2 separate regions of the Mus musculus genome follow, and region 2 is linked to region 1. Evidence: chromatin contacts called from ENCODE Hi-C or POLR2A ChIA-PET data. All regions are on one chromosome and are shown on one strand. Each heading gives the region's core, a stretch centred on a gene start or an enhancer-like site at or near the end of the contact. The rest is flanking DNA. Distances are from core to core; before and after follow the strand shown. Region 1 holds the start of Uap1 (UDP-N-acetylglucosamine pyrophosphorylase 1). Region 2 holds the start of Uhmk1 (U2AF homology motif (UHM) kinase 1).

Region 1 (4,931 bases), core at 468-2,967:
TTGGGTGCTTGGAGAAAAACATACTCATGCAAATAAAACAACTCATTGTAAACTTTGATATCTGGTCCCAGAACACCAGCAATCCACAAATCTTATTACCAAAATCAAATCTGTCCATTTATGTGTTGTGTAACATTCATAATAAATACGGTTATATTTACCTGACACAGCGATAACCATAGTACTGCATCTCCTACTCATTTTTCTTGAGAGCTGTGTGTGTGTAACTAAATTCAAATGGTATACAGCAATAGAGAAGAGAATTAAAAAGACGTGGATTTTTATACTAAGAACAAAAGTCTGCACTAGAAATTATGACTAAATTTGGTGTGTGCCTACAACCTAACACACCTGGATCAACATACCCAACAAACCATTATCAAACATGCCTTTATTAGAATTTAAATGCCACATTAAGGACGTCCAGTATTTCCCAATTCCACCCCCACCTCTGCTGCTATATGTCCTCAGGGTGGGTTAGTAAATCGCTTTGGGGGGTGGGGGTGGGGTGGGGGGGACACATGGAGCCAGGCAGTGGCGGTACATATCTTTAAGGTAAATGGATCTCTGAATTCTGGGCCAGCCAGGTCTACAGAGTGAGTTCCAACAACCAAAGCTACACAGAGAAACCCTGTCTCGGAAACAAACAAACAAACAAACGAAACAGGAAAAAAGAGGGGAGGGGAGGGGCTGGGGTGGGGGTGGGGAGGAATGGTACTGAGACTGACTTGAGTCCTAACCACTAACTAACAGGACAGACTATGAAGTCTTTTCCCTCAGCCAAGTGAGTCAACTAATAACGAAATGGATAAATGCTTTTGGTTTGCTGCAAACTCTTGGATCCAAGCCCAGTGAACTTCACCTCCAAGTCCTTAAACTTGTGCCTCTCATAAATGCATGATCATTACCATCGGATATCAGATCTCATAGTATGCCGATGAAGGCCAGTCAGCCTTCACACCAAACTTTTAAAAAATCTTCTAGAGCATATGTGTGCTCTCAGCCTCACCGTTCCTCCAGTCCAACTGAGGGGAAAACCCTGAAATCTGAACCTCTCTCACTATCAGTATCAAGCGAAGGCAAGCGGGTCCTGTGCTAGTCACATCCCCCATTGGGATCCACTGTCCTGGTCGGAACTATCAATTCTTACCCTCGTGGGTTCAAAACACCCCAACGCGCTTTCCCAACAGTAACAGCGATCACTTATTCCCACCGGTGAACCCCAGAAGTGGCACAACTATGCCCGGGCCCTAGCCTGAAACCCTCCTGGCTCCTCTTCCCCCAACTCAAAAACAGCGCTGACAAGCGCCGGGAACTCCATCATCACCCAAGCCTCCTCCCTCAGGTCTCCCCCAAGACCCTCCGCGCGCGCATCCCCGCCCCGCCGCGACACAGCCCACGCCTCTCCGGAGCTCCGAGCAGCGGACGCCGAGCAAGGTGCGGCAACGCGTAGCCGGGTCCCCGCGCTAGGCATGGGAGCGCGCGCGTGAAGGGGGTCCCTACCTCCCTCGACAATCCCGCGGCTCCTTCGGCTCGGCTACTCGCCCGTGTCCCGCGCCCGCCTGGAATATATACTGTCATCCGAGGGGCCGGGGCGGCGGGGCGGGCCACGAGCAGCGGCCGAGGGGAGCGCGGGCCCCGGCCACCCGGCCCCTCCCGCCGCGGTGAGTGGCTGCGGCCCAGGGGCGGAGCGGAAGCCTGCCGGCCCGACACGTCAGCGACCGAGAACAGCCAAAGGGGCGGGCACCGGCGACAGGAAGGAGGAGCCTCTTTACGTCACTCAGACTCTTGCCCAATAGGATGGCCAAGGATCCTGTCAGTCTGTGGTACCGCCCCCCACGCACTAGCAGGGGCGGGGCCGGCTACGCGCGCGGCTTCGCGGGGAGGTGAGGCCAGGCGCCACCTTAAGGACAAACTGCAGGGCGGGTCCTCTCGGTCACCCGGGGCGGATCAGAGCGCCTGGTAGGGAGCGCGGCGCTGGCAGTGAGTCTTCAAGTGACGGATTTCCGAACGCCCACGGGTGTGGTTGGGAAAGACCCGCCGGTTTCTAGGCAGAGATCCCTCCAAGGCAGGCCTGTGACCTTAAGCTAGCTGATTTTGTCTCTAATTCTCCACATACCTGTTTGCCAGTGACCCGGGCTTCCTCTGCCATTGTCTTCGGAGTCTCTTGGGTGTCGACACAGCCGGGTTGCCTTTTGCACAGCGACTAGTGAACGAAATGCAATCAAAAGGGATTAGATGACCCGAGGCCATGCAAAATGTGCCAGTCAGGGAGAACCGGCCCAGAGAGCAAGAACTTAGCTAGGAGAGGAGAGCTAAAATTCAACTGTCCTGTTACAGCATAGGCAGCAGATGTGCATGTGCAGGCTATAATCTCAGTGTTATGAAGTTGCATTTATATTTAGAGCTATTATGTTGGGTTTTTGCAGGTTTTGAAACGAGAGTCCAATTTGTTGAGATGTCAAAAGCAACTAAATTTAACATATCAGGATGTTTTCCATCAGGTGGATAGGCTTCCTCATTTTACATTTTCAGTGTTTTCTTAGTCATTCTTGCGTATTCATTTTTAATCCAGACTTTACTATCAATTTATGTCATTTAGAAATATCATTTAACAAGGGGTATCATTTGTAAATAAAAACGTAGTTGCCCATCTGTTAAGGCACCTTTGTGGCTTTGAGAGATTAGATGGATAAACAGCTTGGTGGAACAGGATCAAGGAAGGACATGATATATTATTAGCAGTATTTGCTTGGCCTTAGCCTTGCATGCTCTCTGGAATCCTGTCAGAACGCCACGTCGCCTGAGAAGCTGTAAATGGCACCCACAGTGCTGTTGATAGTGGTAGGTGTGCCTTCCTGGAGCAAGACTAACAACACGGGTGTGTTCTCTAGTTTTCATACTTCCAGCTTGGAAAGTACCGAGTCTTAAGTGAAGAATTCAGAGCCTGCCCACAATGGGGTTGCCCAGAATCTCTTGACCTTCTTTATGTGTGCAAGTCCCTGGGGTAGAAGCATTCTCTTAGAAAGAAATTGGCGGCTACAGCAGTCAATAAAGAGCATATTGTCCAAAACGTATTTATTTATTGAGTTATTCTACAGTAGAACTTACAATAGACTCTACAGGGGAATCAAGAGTCTATTTCTTCAAGGGATTCCAATACAATGAGAGAGGCAGGGGAGAGACGTGCTCCTTCTTCCTAAGGGACGGCCGTGAGTGCAGCAGCAAAGGCTCAGATGAGCATTAGAGCTCAGAGAAAGCAGAGGCCTTAGCTTCAGAAAGGAGTGAGGGACCACCCAACACTTCTGAAGGCTGCCCTTTAGTTCTCTGCCTCCAAGGCTTTTGTTTTATATATATATATATATATATATACACACACACACACACACACACACTTGGAAATTTGAAGTGCCAAAAGGGAGTACCTGCCAAAAGGTACAGATTCTTAGTGGTGTGAGCTCAACTCAGTTTAAAAAAATAAATGGGTAACAGTTTTGTCTATTAGCTGGATAGGTGGACGGGTGAATGGGCGGACAGATACTTAGATGGGTATTATGAGACCTGGAAAGAAATGATCACCAACACTGAGAAATACACAAAACACAACAGCACAAGGACACGGTACAGTTGACAGAGGGAAAGGGAAAGGACAGAGTACTCGTGTACAGTAGTCGATGAGGAGTATTAGCTGAAAACAGATCTGGGGAAAATGAAAGGAGAAGCAGAAGAGTCACATGATGTGATAAAGCTACGGATAAGGCTGGGGATACAGCTCAATGATAAGAATAGTCACGTGTGCTAAAGCTACAGATAAGGCTGGCTATGCAGCTCAAAGATAAGAGCACTTGCTTAGGATATATAAGCTCAACCCCCAGAAACACACAGACAAAAAACGTTATATCAGAGTATGAGATGCTTTCTTTTTATCATAATATGTATTATACATATTAATGAGTTTCACTGGATTTCCATATATATGTATATATATATGTATGTGTGTATATGTGTGTGTATGTATGTATACATATATGTATATATGTATGTGTGTATGTATATATATGAATGAAACAGTAATCACCCTTCTCTACTCCCTTTTGAGAAAAGATGCTTTAAATGAGCCATTATTGTGAGATAATTTAAAATTTGAAAATATCATATATTAATAATAGGTTCTATGGTTTTAGGTAGATATATTTGGCTAAGTTATAAATTATTTTAACTTTGTGAAATACATTACTTACTTAACAGCTTGGCTTGACTGGTTTTTCTGAGTGACTTGTCAGACCTGTGCCAGTCTGCCCACGTTGCTTGTTTCTCAGAATCCGTTATAACCCACCTAGATTTTTTTTTTTTTTTTTGAAAAGTGTGTGGGTCCTTGGGGCTGCCACACCAAAAGGTTCTGTCCTGAACATGATGGCCTCAGTTGGTTCAAGGAGGTTTTTGCCAGCAAGAGGCACAAAGCACCAGGGCAGTGAGGCTCTTCTCAGCCTGGGTCACGGCAAGGCCTGAGCACTCATGACATTACTGTTCCAAAGGGTGCAGACAAGTGGGTGGTGCACTGACTAGCACTTTCCCTTTCTGCCGACAGTTCCCTAGGATGGGAGGACTTTGTTCTCTTGGGAGATGATACTGCCTTAGCTCACCACTCTTCCCAACACTTACATTTTCTTAGGTTAGGGTGTGTTTTGAAATATTGTGAAATGAAGAAAACTCCCTCTTCAATGTCAGATGTTTCTACACCTTCCTAACATTTACGCAGTCCTCCGGGGGTTCTGGGATAGACAGTGGATCTAAAATGTGTGGGATGCCGAGAAAGATACATACAAAGGAGAAAATGCAACCGACTCTAACCTAAGAAGCACGCGACTCACGGAATGAAATAAACTAGGTTATAAAGAACGCCAGTGTGTGGTAGTTCCTGGGACTGCAAA
Region 2 (4,853 bases), core at 656-3,155, 40 kb after region 1:
AATGAAAAATTCCTCGAGCGTTACCCCAGTGTCATTTGGCCACCAAGGCAGTAGGCACCCAAATCCCTGGAAACACTGGGAACTGAGCTCCGGGCCTCTGCAAGAACAGCAAAGGCTCTCTAACCACTGAGACACACCCACACAACCCCACCCCACGGATAAAAATGACAATGATAAGCAAGAAACTTCCACTATTCTTCCAGGGAGCGAGCATTATCTTTGGACAGCCGGGTTAAATAAAATAAAGTATGGCGATATATGGCACAATTATTCAACCTGTGTTTCACCAAGAACTCAACACTCAGTGGTGGGTGAATATGCCCTTAAGGTCTTAAGATAAAATTACTTTAAAAACCTATGATATTAAGTAACCCTTAAGAGCAAATTGAAGGTTGCCTGATCCAAAACAGCATTCTATGCTCATATATATATATATACATATATATATATATATGTATATATATATGTGTGTGTGTGTACATGTGTGTGTATATATATATATACACACATACATATATGTGTATATACATAGACATATGTATACACACACACACACATATATATACGTGTATATATATATATATATACACACACACATATTATATACATCAATTACAAATAACATTCTAATGTAATCACGCAAGAGATTCAACAAGTACTGAGGCATGCAAAAAATGTTCCTGTCAAACACCAAAGCTATAGTGATATACCGCTTAGTAAGATTAAGGAAAAAAAAGAAAAACACACTAGCATTAGGACATTCTATCAATGTAGTATTATAAATAAATAAATAAATAAATAAATAAATAAACAAACACTTTCTTCAAGCTACACATGGGTTCTATTTGCCAAGATCTATGACGCTTCTTTACTAACCAAAGTTATAACCGCTTACAAGCTCTCTGCCTGTACGTGGATTAGCAACGAGGACTGCTTCCATATATCTGTGGCCCAAACAAGCTTACATTCTAAATCTCTGAGTCATGAAAGTCTTACTGAAGCAAACGCTGTGCTCTTAAATATCACACTTCCATTAACTTCTAGGTAACACTGGGTTCCCTCTCCCAAATTCACACGAAATATGTATTTTTTTTTCCGTTCTCAGTAGTATGTCATTTGATGTCAATGATGGCACTGGATGCCCTAGAATATTTTCCATTTGGAAAAGATGCAAAATTTTCCACTCAAGACATGACAACCTGGCAAACTCATGCCTTTCACTTTCTAACTACCGGATGAAAACCTAAGCAAACTGGACTTTACTAAGCATTTGCTATGTAATAATCACTTCCACCGTATACCTCAGACAGCTGCAAAGGAAAGGTGGACTGAAAAGGGACCTGCATCGCGTGACAACTAGTGAGGCCCGATCCTCTCCTCCCACCTACAGGACCAAAGACCGGGGGCCAGGCGGAGGACGCTTATGCTTGAGCCGGGACATGGGCAGGACATGGGGGACAGCCACAATTACCGATGTTCCTGTGACCCTGCAACTGCTCCAGCGCCGCCCTCTCTTTGCGGAAACCATACTCCGCGGCCGAGGCCGCAGCCCCGGTGGTTCCCGGAGGCAGGAACTGCTTGAGGGCGCCGGGGGGCGAGCCCGGGGTACCGCAGCACCGCACCCGGTACACCGAGGCCGACGAGCCGCTGCCCAGGCGGCTCTGGACCTGCCACAGCCGCCCGAAGGCCTCCAGGAAGCGCGGCGGCTCGGCGCCCCACGCGCAGCCGGACCCCGCCATGGTGCGGGCTGGGCCGAGGACACGCGAGCCGACACGACGCGCCAGGCAGGCCCGCGGCGCCCGCCGTCACATCCCCGCCCGGACCCGCCGCTCCGCAGGGAGGGGCCTGCAGCGCTCCGACCGACTCCCCGGACCTCAGGCCGCCATGACACCGGAAGCCGGAGTGCACTCGGACCCAGCCGGAAGTGGGGGAAAGCCAATCCTAGAGGCTGAAGGAGGCGGGCCTAAGAGGGGCGGGGCCTCCAGGGGGAAAATTGTTTAGCACAAAACAACTGAGATATTAAACTTAATTATTAGAGATGGGGTGTAGCACAGTAGTAAAGTGCTTGCCTTGAATGCGCAAGGAAGGCCCTGGCTCCAGCAAAATATATGATTATTGATTTTTTTGTTTTATTTATCTTTAAAGAGTTATTATATTTGTATTTATATATTTGTGTATTTGTTCCTCATGTGTGCAGAAGTCAGAAGAAGGTGTAATATCTTTTGGTGCTGAAGTTACAGGAGATTGTGAGCTGCCGGGTTTGGGTGATGGGAACCAAAGTCCTGTCCTGGGGAAGATCAGTATTTCCTCATAGCCACTGAACTGTTTGTCTCTTGTGCAGCTATCTTATTTTCTATTACCTATTGTTTCAAGCTGAAAGCTACGTGCTTTCACATCTTCCTGATATCCATCATTACCACCTCCCTTTCTAATATAACTCCGATTTTCTTTGGAACAGTAATATACACAAAAGAAATACCTGGCCTCTCTCAGAAGTGGCTGTGACCACGCCCTCTCTCTAGTCAATAAGACCTTCCTGCATAACTAACAAGGATTTATTGGAAGATCTAACTTGACTCACTTAGATGTTGTGTTTTCTTCCCTGTTACTTCCTATCTCCTGCTTAAGAAAATAAGCGTAAAGCTAAAGACAGATTAGTTGGGGCTAGAGAAATGGCTTAGCAGCTAAGAGCACTGACTGCTCTTCCAGATCAGGGTTCAATTCCCAGCATCCACATGGCAACTCACGAGTGTCTATAACTCAAGTCCCAGAGCATCTGGCACTCTTACACAAACATGCAGGCAGAATTTCAGTGTATATAGAAATAAATAAATCTTAAAAAGCAAAACAAAAAATAAAGACAGATTAGTCATCCTGTTTATGAAGCAACTGAGAGAATAAAAGCAACATATTAATATATTAATTGGATGTGATCTATTGTGCCAAAAAGCCCAAAGTATGTTGTCTTAGATATGGAAGCATTCCCTTCTACAATTAATAATGCAGGGTTCTGCCAATCTCAGTGGACTTTTATCTTTGTGACCTATGTGTTTGCCTTGTCTTTCAGCATTTCATGGTTTTGAGAATGGGGAAAGAGACCAAAGAAGCACAAAAATAGCCAAAATGGTACTGAGTTTTCTGGTCGTATCCCATTAGCTAGTGCTTACCTAGTCATATGACCCAAGCTAGCTCCAGACAAGCTAGAAAATTCACATAAAATTCATAACTAATGGAAGAAGAGGAAACTGGGTGTATAGGGACAAATAAACGCAAGTCTAGATCATTCATGACCCAGAAGAAATGCAAAAGGTTTCTGGATCCTTGACAGCTTGGTAGAAATCCATTGTGCTTCCTAAAACCATCCTCCAGACTTCTTACTGGGGGGGGGCAGGGTGCCTATTTGATTAAAGAATCTTAATGTTTTAAAAACACAAGAGCTTTTATGCATATAAATATGCACAGTGTAGCATTTACCACATTAGTCATTTTTAAGTGTATAGGTAATATAAAATATTTTGACCTTGTGCAAACATTATCAACAAACATCTGAGGAACTTGTTCCATACATCTTGTAGAAACTAATCTCTCTTCTAATTAAACAAGCTGCCAACTCCTCTTTCCTTCAGCCCCTGACAATCTACCAGTTCATTTTAGTTCTTATATCCATAGTCCTCTTGTTAGTCTACTTGTTAACTTGTGTTAACGCAAGTGGCCATACAAATCACCATTCACAAACCACTCAGATTCACACAGATAACCTCATCATGACTGAATACAAATAACAGCTCATAACCCGAGGACCACTAACTGACCAAATGACATGAGATGAAGAGGGAGTGGGGCTTGACCTTAGCATCCACCATGCTCCAATTTCAGAAGGAAGTAGCCAGAACTAAAGTTGGCAACTGTGAATCATTAGGTCCCCATCTCCTGCTACTAGCTCTTCTACAAAGTCTTTTATTTAAGCAAACGGTGTGGGATATTGGATCACAGAAGCTGATTTGGTAGAGAGATAACCATGCCTTAGATCCTGTCTTGTGCACACACACACACACACACACACACACACACACACAGAGCTGCTAAATTCTTAGCATGTAGAAACTTGAAGATGATGTGAGACAATGGAACTAACTTCCTAAACTATGGATTTATATTCACTAATCTGTTAAATGCAGAGACTCCCTCCCTGTAAACCTAAGTTCAAATCCAGAGCACCTATGTAAAACAAAACAACCAAGCATGGGAGGCATGCCTGTAACCTCAGTGCTAGTAGTAGGACCTGTAGGGGCAGGAGGACAGCTAGGACTTGCTAGAAGTAGAAGAGGTGGTGCACCATCATGAGTCCCAAGAAAGAAGATATGTTTGAGCCCTCTCAATCTGATCTGCCCCAGCATCTGAGAGTGGACTGCCATCATTACAAACAATCTAAATTCCAGTTATGCTTATTCTGTGACAGGAACATGGTATTTCTTTCAGTCTCCATAACAACCCATTAGTGTTTTATAGTAGGAGAAATGGATACTGAATTTGGAAGTCATGTGTTTAATGCCATGTGCATGACGAAAAAGTCAAAGACTTAGGGTTAAAAGCTGAGCAGTTAACTCTGGAACCGATTCTCGCCTATGCTTCTGAATATAAATAATATTTTTATGTAAGGCTTTTTGGTTTCTTGGGGCAGGTGCTAAAACCCAATTTTGCTATTTACCAATGCTTCTACCAGAAGTTGGAGAAGAGAGCAGCGAGACTGGGAAGTCATTTTCCTTGCCTCCACATAGACAGATGGTCGAGTTTTTAAAAAAGAGGACTAAGATTCCTCACAAGCTCTCCTCATCCTGCTCTGCCACATTTTA

Evidence for each region. A loop is a pair of places that touch in the nucleus more often than their neighbours do. ChIA-PET counts read pairs that join two places held with the same protein, here RNA polymerase II (POLR2A).
Region 2: a loop to region 1 is called in a map of gastrocnemius, with 4 times the contacts of the local background. The contact joins the promoter of Uhmk1 here to the promoter of Uap1 in region 1. A Hi-C loop is called at or near these places in 4 of 37 maps with a recorded cell type or tissue (T-helper 2 cell, gastrocnemius and heart). POLR2A ChIA-PET finds 5 or more read pairs at or near these places in 2 of 5 experiments (Patski and embryonic stem cell).

Annotation. Positions count from the first base shown.
Region 1 is chr1:170,173,247-170,178,177 of GRCm38, forward strand. Uap1 (UDP-N-acetylglucosamine pyrophosphorylase 1) reads right to left here and starts at 1,718. Exons shown (of 11, transcript NM_001305045.1): 1 at 1,504-1,718.
Region 2 is chr1:170,213,502-170,218,354 of GRCm38, forward strand. It overlaps Uhmk1 (U2AF homology motif (UHM) kinase 1), which reads right to left and starts at 1,906. Exons shown (of 8, transcript NM_010633.4): 1 at 1,472-1,906. The coding sequence starts at 1,739.